Regions from separate parts of the Homo sapiens genome. Here region 2 is linked to region 1. A link is a loop called in an ENCODE intact Hi-C map of the cell type or tissue named here. Cell type or tissue: ascending aorta. All regions are shown on one strand. Region 1 has its middle 26 kb from the start of ABLIM1. Region 2 overlaps ABLIM1 (actin binding LIM protein 1).

Region 1 (5,000 bases):
GGTCACCGACTGTGGCAGCGCTCATTTGCAGTGGCAGCTGTGACTGCCTTTGGAAGCAGGAAAACCTGTCTGGCATTTCCATTCTCTCATATGAAACCTAAAAGTAGTGCTAATCGGCACGATGCATTTTCCCTCTTTTTGGAAATGAATGACATTTAGTGATAAGTCTTGTAAAATCCCAATATTCTGAATTGCTATCCTGGCTACCACCCCAATATTTAAACTATGTTAACGATGGAGACATACATGTCAGCAGTCAGATTTTAATATAAAATTAACGGCTGACTATCTCAAAGTCCTAAATTACTATTAATTGTAAACAAACACTAGCTCTAAGTATATCCTTTAGAGCAGAAGGTTGTAAGTCACTGTATCAAAGTCTTAAATCAGCAGCCACCTAACTAGCTAATGCTTTCAAGCTGTGCCAGGAGAGAAAGGACAGGATGATCTTCTCTTACTAAAGAGAGATGGATGAACAGCTGCAAGCTTTGCTGTTGTTTTAAAACATCCGGGAACCAGCTACTGAGAATAATAAATAAAATGTAAGCAGGGTCAGACTTATTTATTACATATCCTTTCAAAATATCCTTTTGTTTAAAAAAAGCTAATTAAAAGTATTGCCCATATTCCCTATAGAGAGTACATTTAAAACAATGCAGAGTAGCAAAACCCCTTATGTTCCAAACATAAGGTGTGCCTGTTTTTAAGTCTTGGAATAATTTGCCAACTTCCAATTTAATTATGACTGAGCTTCAAGTCAACTGCTGAGTGTTCTAGAGATACGGTTTCTGTAGATTCCAGCTGGTAGCAAGTGGAAAGACTCCAAATACCTTAAAAATATGCCACGGAGTAGAAGGGAGGAGAGTAGTTAAAAAACAAGGAAGAGAAAGAACGTTGTTCTTTCTGGCTTGACCACTAAAAATATAATTAGATGTATCACTTACTCTGTTTACTTACAGTCTCTCTGCGTGTAAGATTTCTTCCAAAACCTGCCCTATCTTTCTGGAAAGCCAAACTAAAATCCACTCTTTGTACAGTACAAGAAAAACAGAGGACTTTAAATTCATTTAAATAAAGACATCTAGACATCTTGAGATATTCTAATTTTATCACTAGGACCCCATTCAGTTGGAAAAGACATAGCATCATAGTTTTCCACTCTAAATGTATCAGGAATACACGAATGCATTCTAATTAATATGCATAGTGTCCTTATTAAAATTCAAATTCTATATTTGAGGAAAGTCCAGAATGTCAAAGAATCTTGTGTAAACCTGAGGTGACGTTATCCTTTAGAAAGAACAGGGGAGGGCTGTTCTTGGCTGACCACCCACGTGGGGCCATCGTCCACTTTAAGTTTTCCTATTCTAATGTTTGTCAACTTTCGTCTTTCCAGTAAACGTCCAAGGCAGGTCAGTGAGGAATAGGAAACCACATTACTGGACTTTTAAATCAGCATAGTCTTTCAAAATCATGCTCATTTACAGGAGAAAACTGTGTGGCATAAAAAGCCACCATGAATTATTCATCAGTTACAGCGTGTGCCAACCTCAGATTCCTTTGTACCTCGTAACAAGTGTATACATGTGAAGTGTAGCAGACCCGGCTCCCCAGTCCTACCAGTCCTGGGTACAAAGGCAAACCCAAGCTCACCGGAGGTCCTGCGAAACAGAGAAGAGTGGCGAGATTGGAAGTGAAGGAGGGAGGGGGCCCAGCCTACCTGCCGTATCTGGAATTACCCACGAGTCTACTCTCCAGGAACCAAAATAAGTTACACTCTCTTATCTTAAGGGGTCCAGTATCAAAGGAATCAGCAACCGATCGCCACAGTCCCTAGGTTTCAATGGAGCAGCCTGTGAGACTGCGTGGGGCCACCCTCTGCAGTTCTGTTGGACGTGGTGTTGGCTGTCGGCCCCTGGGGATGCTGAGCAGGACCAGCCGGGGCACTCCTGAAGCCAGCCAGCCTCACCACGGAACAAACTCTCCCATCAAACACAACTGTAGGGAAAGCATCCTAGAGATGACATCCAAACTCAAACAAAATGCCCAGAAATAGGATCACAGGTGTTTGCCCACAGTCACTGAAGATGCCTTTTAATGTGCCCAAAGGACCAACCTACTGTTGGTTGAGTTGAGCTGGGCTACTGCTACAAAAGAGTCATGTCGATTTTAACATCCTGTTATATTAAGAATATATGTAAATATGTTGACAAATAAGATGTGCATTTTATACAGATATGTACTATCACAGAAATAGATTGTAAAACAATCTTTTACTTATTATCATAAGTGTAAAACAATTTTATCAAATGGAAAAGCCCTGCATCTTTCCTCATCTTTAAAGACACGGTCGACCCCAGACAGAATATATGCTGACTTTACAAAATGGACGGTCTAACCTTTGTAGTCTCCCATGGTGTGATGAGGGTCCGTGAGCTCAGTCATTTCCAAGGTCATTAACATGCACAAAGCTCCAGGGTTTCAGCTTTTCTTCACTAGGCATCTGGCACACAGAAAGGCTGCAACACTCCTCAAAGGAGAGGCTGGGGCCCTGGCTCTCCTCCCAGGAGTCTGTGGGCTGAACTGGACCCGAGGGAGGGGTGTGCCACCGGTGGGTGTGCCACAGCCAGCGCAGGAAGAATGAGGAGTTTCCTGAGTGACTCTGGCTCCTTCCTCATGTACAGATTCTGCATCCCCTTCTTCTCTCGACCCTGCCCCTACCACTTCTAAAGAGACCCCTTGCAAAAGCACATCAGCTCAATGACGCCACACCCACTGAAAACACTCGTTTCTGGGAAGCCACTATTAGAACACGCCAAGAATGTTCCTAGGATTTTCCTGCATTCTGCACAATCCAGAATCCAGATTTTGATCACTATCATTTCACAATAACTGAAACACATGAAATAAAGAAAGAAAAGGATCGATTATTCCCCAGCCTTCTGCCTCCTCTTTTTCCTTAATGAATTACTATCTCAACCAGATGGGCTTTTAATTATTTTCTTCACTACTAGAATTTTTAAAAAATGCTATAACTTGGAGAGGCTTCTTTTACTAACAGCCTGATTATTCATTATGGCTTTGGAAACAGTTCCCTGACAAACTCCTGGTATGAGACGAGCCGTGGACTTTGAGCCTTTTTATATTAGGTATACAAGCTGTCTGAAAACAATGACCTCATCCGGAAAGACTCAGGAAAGAGGCATTTTTTTCCTTTCGTCAGTAATGCCCTGATGTTGGGCTGGATTATCCACCACCCACAATCCAACTTTTCTCACAGTTATTTTTGAACACCGGGAATTTTGCATATTGGAAAAGTTATGAAGACAGTTTAAATGGAAAAAGACCCTTAGGACAAATATCCTTGGCATCAGATACACACATTGGCTAAGAAATAGGAGGAAACTGGCATAATTGCTTTAAATGTGAGGGTAAAACATTTAATTCCTCCAATAAAGATGTAACCAGCAGCACCCGTTGTGAGATATTAATTTAATGTAAGGCCTATAATCAATCCACTGGAAAACAAGACTATTTGAAACACATTGGCCAAATGCAAAGTTTGATTAATTGAAGAGTCCTGGCTTACTCTCTTCCCCAGCTAAGTGGCTTTTTTATTTTGTTTTGAAATGACTCGGGTAGACAGCCATCCTCATGGGTCACCCTATGTGCCCTTCCCCTGGTCCAGGCTACTGCCTGGAACTTGGTGCCTCTGATAACGTCCTCCTGACTTGGCTGTAGCACCAGGCGCCAGACAAAGAATCACAACTGGATTGCTCGTTGATAAAATGCTTGCCATTTGCAGAGCTGTCATGTGTCAGCTGCTGCCAAAGGCCAGTCGCATCAACTGAAATCTTCTGATTACACCTAATGCCTTGCATTCTCATGATAGTGATTCCATATTTTAGCCTAATGTGTTTTTTGTTAGTGTCTTGGGATTTTTACCATAAGGATGGAAGTCTTTCATCGTTGCATTCTTTATTCTTGTTAGCCTGCATTTAAAATGTAATGGAGGCTAGTTTTTCCTACTCCTTTAAATCTCGAAGTATTATTCCTACTTGATATTAAATGAGAGAAGAAACCAAGTACAGAGCTACAGCTATTTTCAGGGGCTAAAATAGGGTGCTAGTTTAAAAATAACCTGCATTGCATTGGTTCCTTGCCTTTTACAAGGCAGGACAGGGGCAAAGTGGGGGAGCAGGCAATCCAATATTGAAACTTTGATTTTTTTGAATGTTAAGCAATAAAGTGATTCTTTCCTAATCATAGTCCTCCAAATTTGACTTGTGTTAGTTGAACCACAATTTGGTTGATGATTTATTATAGTCAAGAAACTGGCCAGGTGTGGTGACTCATGCCTGTAATCCCAGCAGTTTGGGAGGCCGAGATGGGAGGATAGTTTGAGCTCTGGAATTTCAGACCAGCCTGGAAAGTATTGCAGGACCTTGTCTCTACTAAAAATTAAAAAAAAAATTAGGCAGGCATGGCGGCCTGCACCTATAGTCCTAGCTACTCAGGAGGCTGAGGCAGGAGGATTGCTTGAGCCCAGAAGATTGGGGCTGCAGTGAGCCATGATCACACCACTGCATGCCATCCTGGGTGACAGGGTGAGACCCCGTCTCAAAAAAAAAAACAAAAACAAAAGAGGTGAAACCAACTGCCTAGAAACTTGTTTAAAATGCACAATTTTCTTTCTCTCTTCCTTCCTCTTTTCCTTTCTCCCTTCCTTCTTCTCTCTTTATCTCTCTTTCTTTCTGAGATAGAGTCTCACTCTGTCACCTAGGCTGGATTGCATTGGCACAATCACAGCTCACTGCAGCTTTGACCTCCTAGGTTCAAGTGATTCTCCTGCTTCAGCCTCCCGAGTAGCTGGGACTACAGGCATGTGCCACCATGCCCGGCTATTTTTTTTTTTTAATAGAGACAGAGTCTCCCTATATTGCCCAGGCTGGTCTCAAACTCCCAGACTCAAATAATCCTCTCGCCTCAGCCTCCCAAAG
Region 2 (5,000 bases), 110 kb before region 1:
AAAAAGCTAAATCACATAGGTCTCAATTCAACCTGGGAAGTAAGACTGGGACTTGGGGCTCCATGCCAGCCCAGGACTCTTAACCAGGCTGTGTGCCACAGCCTGAAAAGGGAAAAATCAGGGCAGAACTTTGCTTTTGATTAAATACAGAAAAATATTCAGTTCATTCATCCAGAATTATTAAATTATGATTTAAAAAAATGAAATAGAGAAATGAGCTAATACATAGCTATAAAGTTATTTAAATAATTTTATTATGAATATTTTGTGTCTTATTATGATTTATCAGTATTATCTTGTTAATTAATTACACAATATTGAATCTTCCCTTCTAGAGCTTACATCTCTCTGGCTTAGAAACATACAATGCTGAAAAACAGACAACACGTCTCCTCTGAATTGGGGTTTTTAGAAAGGCATAGCAAATAGATCTCCACTTGAAAAGGCACTGGATTGCAAAATTGCCAAATTAGAATTGATCAATAAAGCAGCTGACCCTTGGTGGTGAGTCTCCTAGTTACAGGAATCAAACCTATCTTAAGTTTTATAACATGCAGACCTCAAAACACAAAAACCACAAAAAGCCCCACATTTTCCCACTCACACTTCACATAGTTTTCTTGTTCTCTGACTGATCATTTTATTATTTATTTTATTTTATTTTTTTTGAGATGGAGTCTTGCTGTGTCACCCAGATTGGAGTGCAGTGGCACGATCTCGGCTCACTGCAACCTCCGCCTCCCGGGTTCAAGCCATTCTCCTGCCTCAGCCTCCCAAGCAGCTGAGATTACAGGCACCTGCCACCTCGCCTGGCTAATTTTTTTGTATTTTTAGTAGAGACAGGGTTTCACCATGTTGGCCAGGCTGGTCTCAAACTCTTGAGCTCAGGTGATGTACCTGCCTCGGCCTCCCAAAGTGCTGGGATTATAAGGGTGAGCCACCACGCCCAGCCTGACTGATCATTTTAATCAAGCTGGTTTGCACAGTTAAGATACAACCTTGGTAGATGACAGATACATAGAGAACAGGGTTGGCAAATATTTCCCCCCAAAGATGAGATTGTAAATTTTTTAAGACTTTGCGGACCATATGGTCTCTGTCGCAATGACTCAACTCTGTTGTTGCAGCGTGGAAGCAGCTATAGGCCACACACAAGTGGGAGTGGCTGTGTTCCAATAGAACTTTATCCACAAAAACAGGTATCAGGCCTAATTCAGCCCATGGGACACAGTTTGCCACCGCCTATTATAGATGAAAGAGACCATTTTAAACACACACACATGCCTAGGAATTTATACTTCCAAATAAGCTTTATCCTTCTAAGCAGTTATGCCATTTCCCCCTGATGTTTTTATTGCTCCAAAATGTTTTGAGACCCAGAGCTGCTTTCAGAATTAGTTTCAATCTACTAAAAATCAGTCATATTACTTTGTAGAGGACATCACACATACAGTTTCCAACTAATCTACTTTTTTTACTAGGACTGATAGTACAGTAAGAAAGAAATCTAAGGATAAGAGTATGTGCTACTCAAGACAAAAGGTGTATAATCCAACCTTTAACAGCCCAAACCAGCATTTCTCTGTTGGAGGAAGGTGTAGGCTTTGGAAAGATAGGCTCACTTACTTGCAGATAGTACAAGCAAAGCAATTGGGATGGTAGGTCTTGCCCAGAGCAGTCACCACTTCGCCCTCCACGAACTCCCCACAGCCATGGCAGCGTGTCCCGTACATCCGCTGGTAGTCCAGGGTGCAGAGATACTCTCCGTTCTTTATGAAGAAGCCCCCTTGTGCCAGGTCACAGCCACACACTGTAGAGAGACAAGTTCACATCTGGTCATTATCTGCCACACTGCCGGGCAGCACTGCCTTTGAGTGAATACTGACTGGTTGCTCACCCTGTGATCTCAATGGTTTGGGGCTAGGGAGGGGATGGCTACAAAGAGCTATTTATTATTGGGCTCTGACCCTCCCTTTGGGAGCTATGCAATATCTCATACAAGTAAAATCCACTGGCTAGGTCTCAACAGCTTTTGTGATATGTCTAAAATTCTGAGATAATCAAACAGTCTTTGATAGAAAGATACCCTTCATTCAGGCTGTCTCAAATATGAGCAAAGGTGTCCCTGGCAGTGTGCTATTTAGGAAAGGTGCCCACTGCCTGCCCACACAACCACATGGTTTGGGCCAAGATTGTTAGGAGTTGAGTAATAAATTTCCATTATACCAAAGGCAGTAGCTGAAATTTCCGATAGCTGTATTTTTTCACACTCTGGAACTACTTTCCACTGCTACGAAAAATTCAGATGTTTCATTTTTTCTTTGTGCAGTAAATAGAATAAGCCAATTATTTATATATTATAGAGAGATAAAAAACAAACAGGCAAAAGAGGAAAGACCTGTTATTTGGATGCTTTATTGTGTCTGGATTTTGGCATCTCCTTCCGACTGTGCAGCTGTGGATTAGGGAGATGGTGCAAACAGGCAGTGGGAGCTTGGGCCTGGTCTACGTGTTCAGACAAGACCAGAGTAGGTCACAACAATTTGTCTGCAAATAAAGCCTAAAGCAGTCCCTGACAGTAAAGATCTCTCTCTGCCAAATGGCTGAGAAGCAACAGCCAAAGCTGGAAATCTCTGACCCTAACCTTGCTATCCCCAAGGTCAACTGATTCCAATTTATAATTCCTTAGGCAAAGAATCCAGGATTCTTCTTGATTATTTGGTATTCAGTTGGGGTGGGGACAAGGTGAGTTCAATCAGTAAATTGCTTTCCTAAGGACCTGCTCGAATGCTCCCAGGGTTCATCTGCTGAGTTCCCATGACTCCTTAATTCATCTAGATGAACTAGGGCTTCAGTAAGGTTCTGATGAAAGTCACGACTCCCCCACCTTCAGTCAGGACTCTTCACTAACTACAAGCTACGGAAGACGTTCAAGGTGATCCAAAACCCACAAACAAACTTTCCATTGTGGATTCATCAGTCTTTGTTTAGATCAACACTCCACAGCCATGACCTTCTTCTTTGCAATTTACAATTAAGTAACCCAAGATTATGGCCTGAGTCCATCATGCCTGAAACTGACCACCCTATAAATACTCCTGTGATCATATTATCTGGAAAACAGCTCATTCACCACCTGCTGCCTCCTCTCACCTGCCAACCTCTCCTCTGCCCCCACTGTTCTCCCACCTGCTTCTTCTTCCCCAGATGAGTCCTGTGGGTCAGGGGAACCCACGTGTGGATTGGCCTCATTCTGATTGCAAATTCCTTCAGCAACAATAGGCAGTCTGGGGGTAGCGGGTCACAGAACCTTAGAGTGTTTTCTTCAATATCTGTCTATGTGCAGATCTTATTTTTCTACAAGATGGCAAGGTATTTGAGGGGTGAGAGTCTTCTTTTGATTCTTCTTCAGGAACCTAATTGTATCTAATATAAAACAGGAAACACAATGTTTGAAATAAACTGAATCCTGCCTGAAACTTGGCAGGTTCCCACTGATTTCACTCCTCAGTGACATCAAGTTCTGATGACTCAGTTATTTTTCCAAACTTAGGATTTCTCAAAGCCCTGAGAAGTGACACAACAATGCATCCAGACTACTGGTAATTCCCTAAATTCTCTCCTCCAGTCAGCTATGGCTTAAAAATGCAGAGTCGTTATACAAAGATGTGGTGTCAAAAGGGTAATCTGGTGGCAATACACAAAAAATAGATTGAGATAGTTTCAAAGCTAATTCTAAATGTTTTAGAAATTATTTGTATTTACTGCTTTCTTAGGGCACCTGTCTGCAGCCTTTTCCAGATCACATGGTTTTGTGAAATTGACATATAGTATCCTTTATTAATAAAGTCCTAGTTTCTGTGAACATAACATAGCCTTAAAAAATGAATTCTTAACACTACTGAGAGATGCCAAGCTACATTCAAACTGTGCCTTATTATGATTTGATTTGGCTTTTTCCTTAAAGTAGTGCTCAAGGTGGCTTACAAACCATACCATTATTTCTGGTGGTTTATACAAGGAAACCAGTGTTTGATGTGACTCCCAGAGGCAGGTGTTCCTAAAGGCATATGCAACAAGCAGTGAGAAGGGGGGCCTATGATGCCAGTACCTAAAATATACTTAACATTATTACATTTCCTGAAAATGGACCAGCTGTCACATCATTTCAGACTCTTCCCTCTCTTGCCTCCCCAGGCTTTACTTTCCTGTTTCTCCTCCTCTGTCTACTCCTTCTCAGTCTCAGTGGCCAGGCCCCTAAATGCAGGTCACTCCTATGGGTGCCATCTCCTCCCTCTATGATGTAAGGCCTCCCTGGGAACAGATCTCATTCACTCTCACAACCTCAACTATAACTTTATGCGAGGGATGATCAAATTAATGATCTCTCTCTGTGATGTCTTCCCCAAGCTTTAGACCCTGATTTGTAGCTGTGTGCTGGGCACAGGCAGACCGCCATGCCTCTCTCAAACCCAGCATTTTCCAAACACACCCTTTCCTCACAGTTGCTCTGCCATCCCCCATAAAACCTTCTGCTGTTCTTTTTCTATTCCCTTTCTCATCAAAATGGTAGCTGTATCCATTCTCCAACTCTTACATCAACATCAACATTTTCTGTTGTTTTTTTTTTTTTTGAGATGGAGTTTCGCTCTTGCTGTCCAGGGTGGAGTGCAATGGCATGAATTCGGCTCACTACAACCTCCACCTCTCCAGTTCAAGCGATTCTCCTGCCTCAGCCTCCCAAGTAGCTGGGATTACAGGCATGTGCCACCACACCCGGCTAATTTTGTATTTTTAGTAGAGATGGGGTTTCACCATGTTGGTGAGGCTGGTGTTGAACTCGTAACCTCAGGTGATCTGCCCAACTCGGCCTCCCAAAATGCTGGGATTACAGGTATCAGCCACCACGCCCAGCCAACATCAACATCTTCAACTGGACCCAAATCCAACCCATTTCCCCAATGAGGTGTTTCTTTTTCTTTCTTTCTTTCTTTTCTTTT

Evidence for each region. Hi-C counts contacts between places; a loop is a spot of excess contacts. Peaks named below come from ENCODE experiments on the same cell type or tissue, not always from the same donor. Only the 100,000 strongest peaks of a DNase experiment are listed, where the experiment ranks them.
Region 2: it touches region 1 in a loop (4-fold over the local background); 2 of 110 quality-filtered maps call a loop at or near these places.

Annotation. Positions count from the first base shown.
Region 1 is chr10:114,681,891-114,686,890 of GRCh38, forward strand. It overlaps a transcript of ABLIM1 not described here. Among named protein-coding and RNA genes, the nearest start is that of ABLIM1, 26 kb to the left of the region's middle. In ascending aorta, no CTCF peak of the experiment used is centred here; DNase peaks (open chromatin) are centred at 1,585, 2,671 and 3,221; H3K4me3 peaks cover 2,535 bases; H3K27ac peaks cover 3,502 bases.
Region 2 is chr10:114,573,790-114,578,789 of GRCh38, forward strand. It overlaps ABLIM1 (actin binding LIM protein 1), which reads right to left. Exons shown (of 23, transcript NM_002313.7): 3 at 1,627-1,810. Among named protein-coding and RNA genes, the nearest start is that of ABLIM1, 82 kb to the right of the region's middle. In ascending aorta, no CTCF peak of the experiment used is centred here; DNase peaks (open chromatin) are centred at 2,152 and 3,489; H3K27ac peaks cover 864 bases.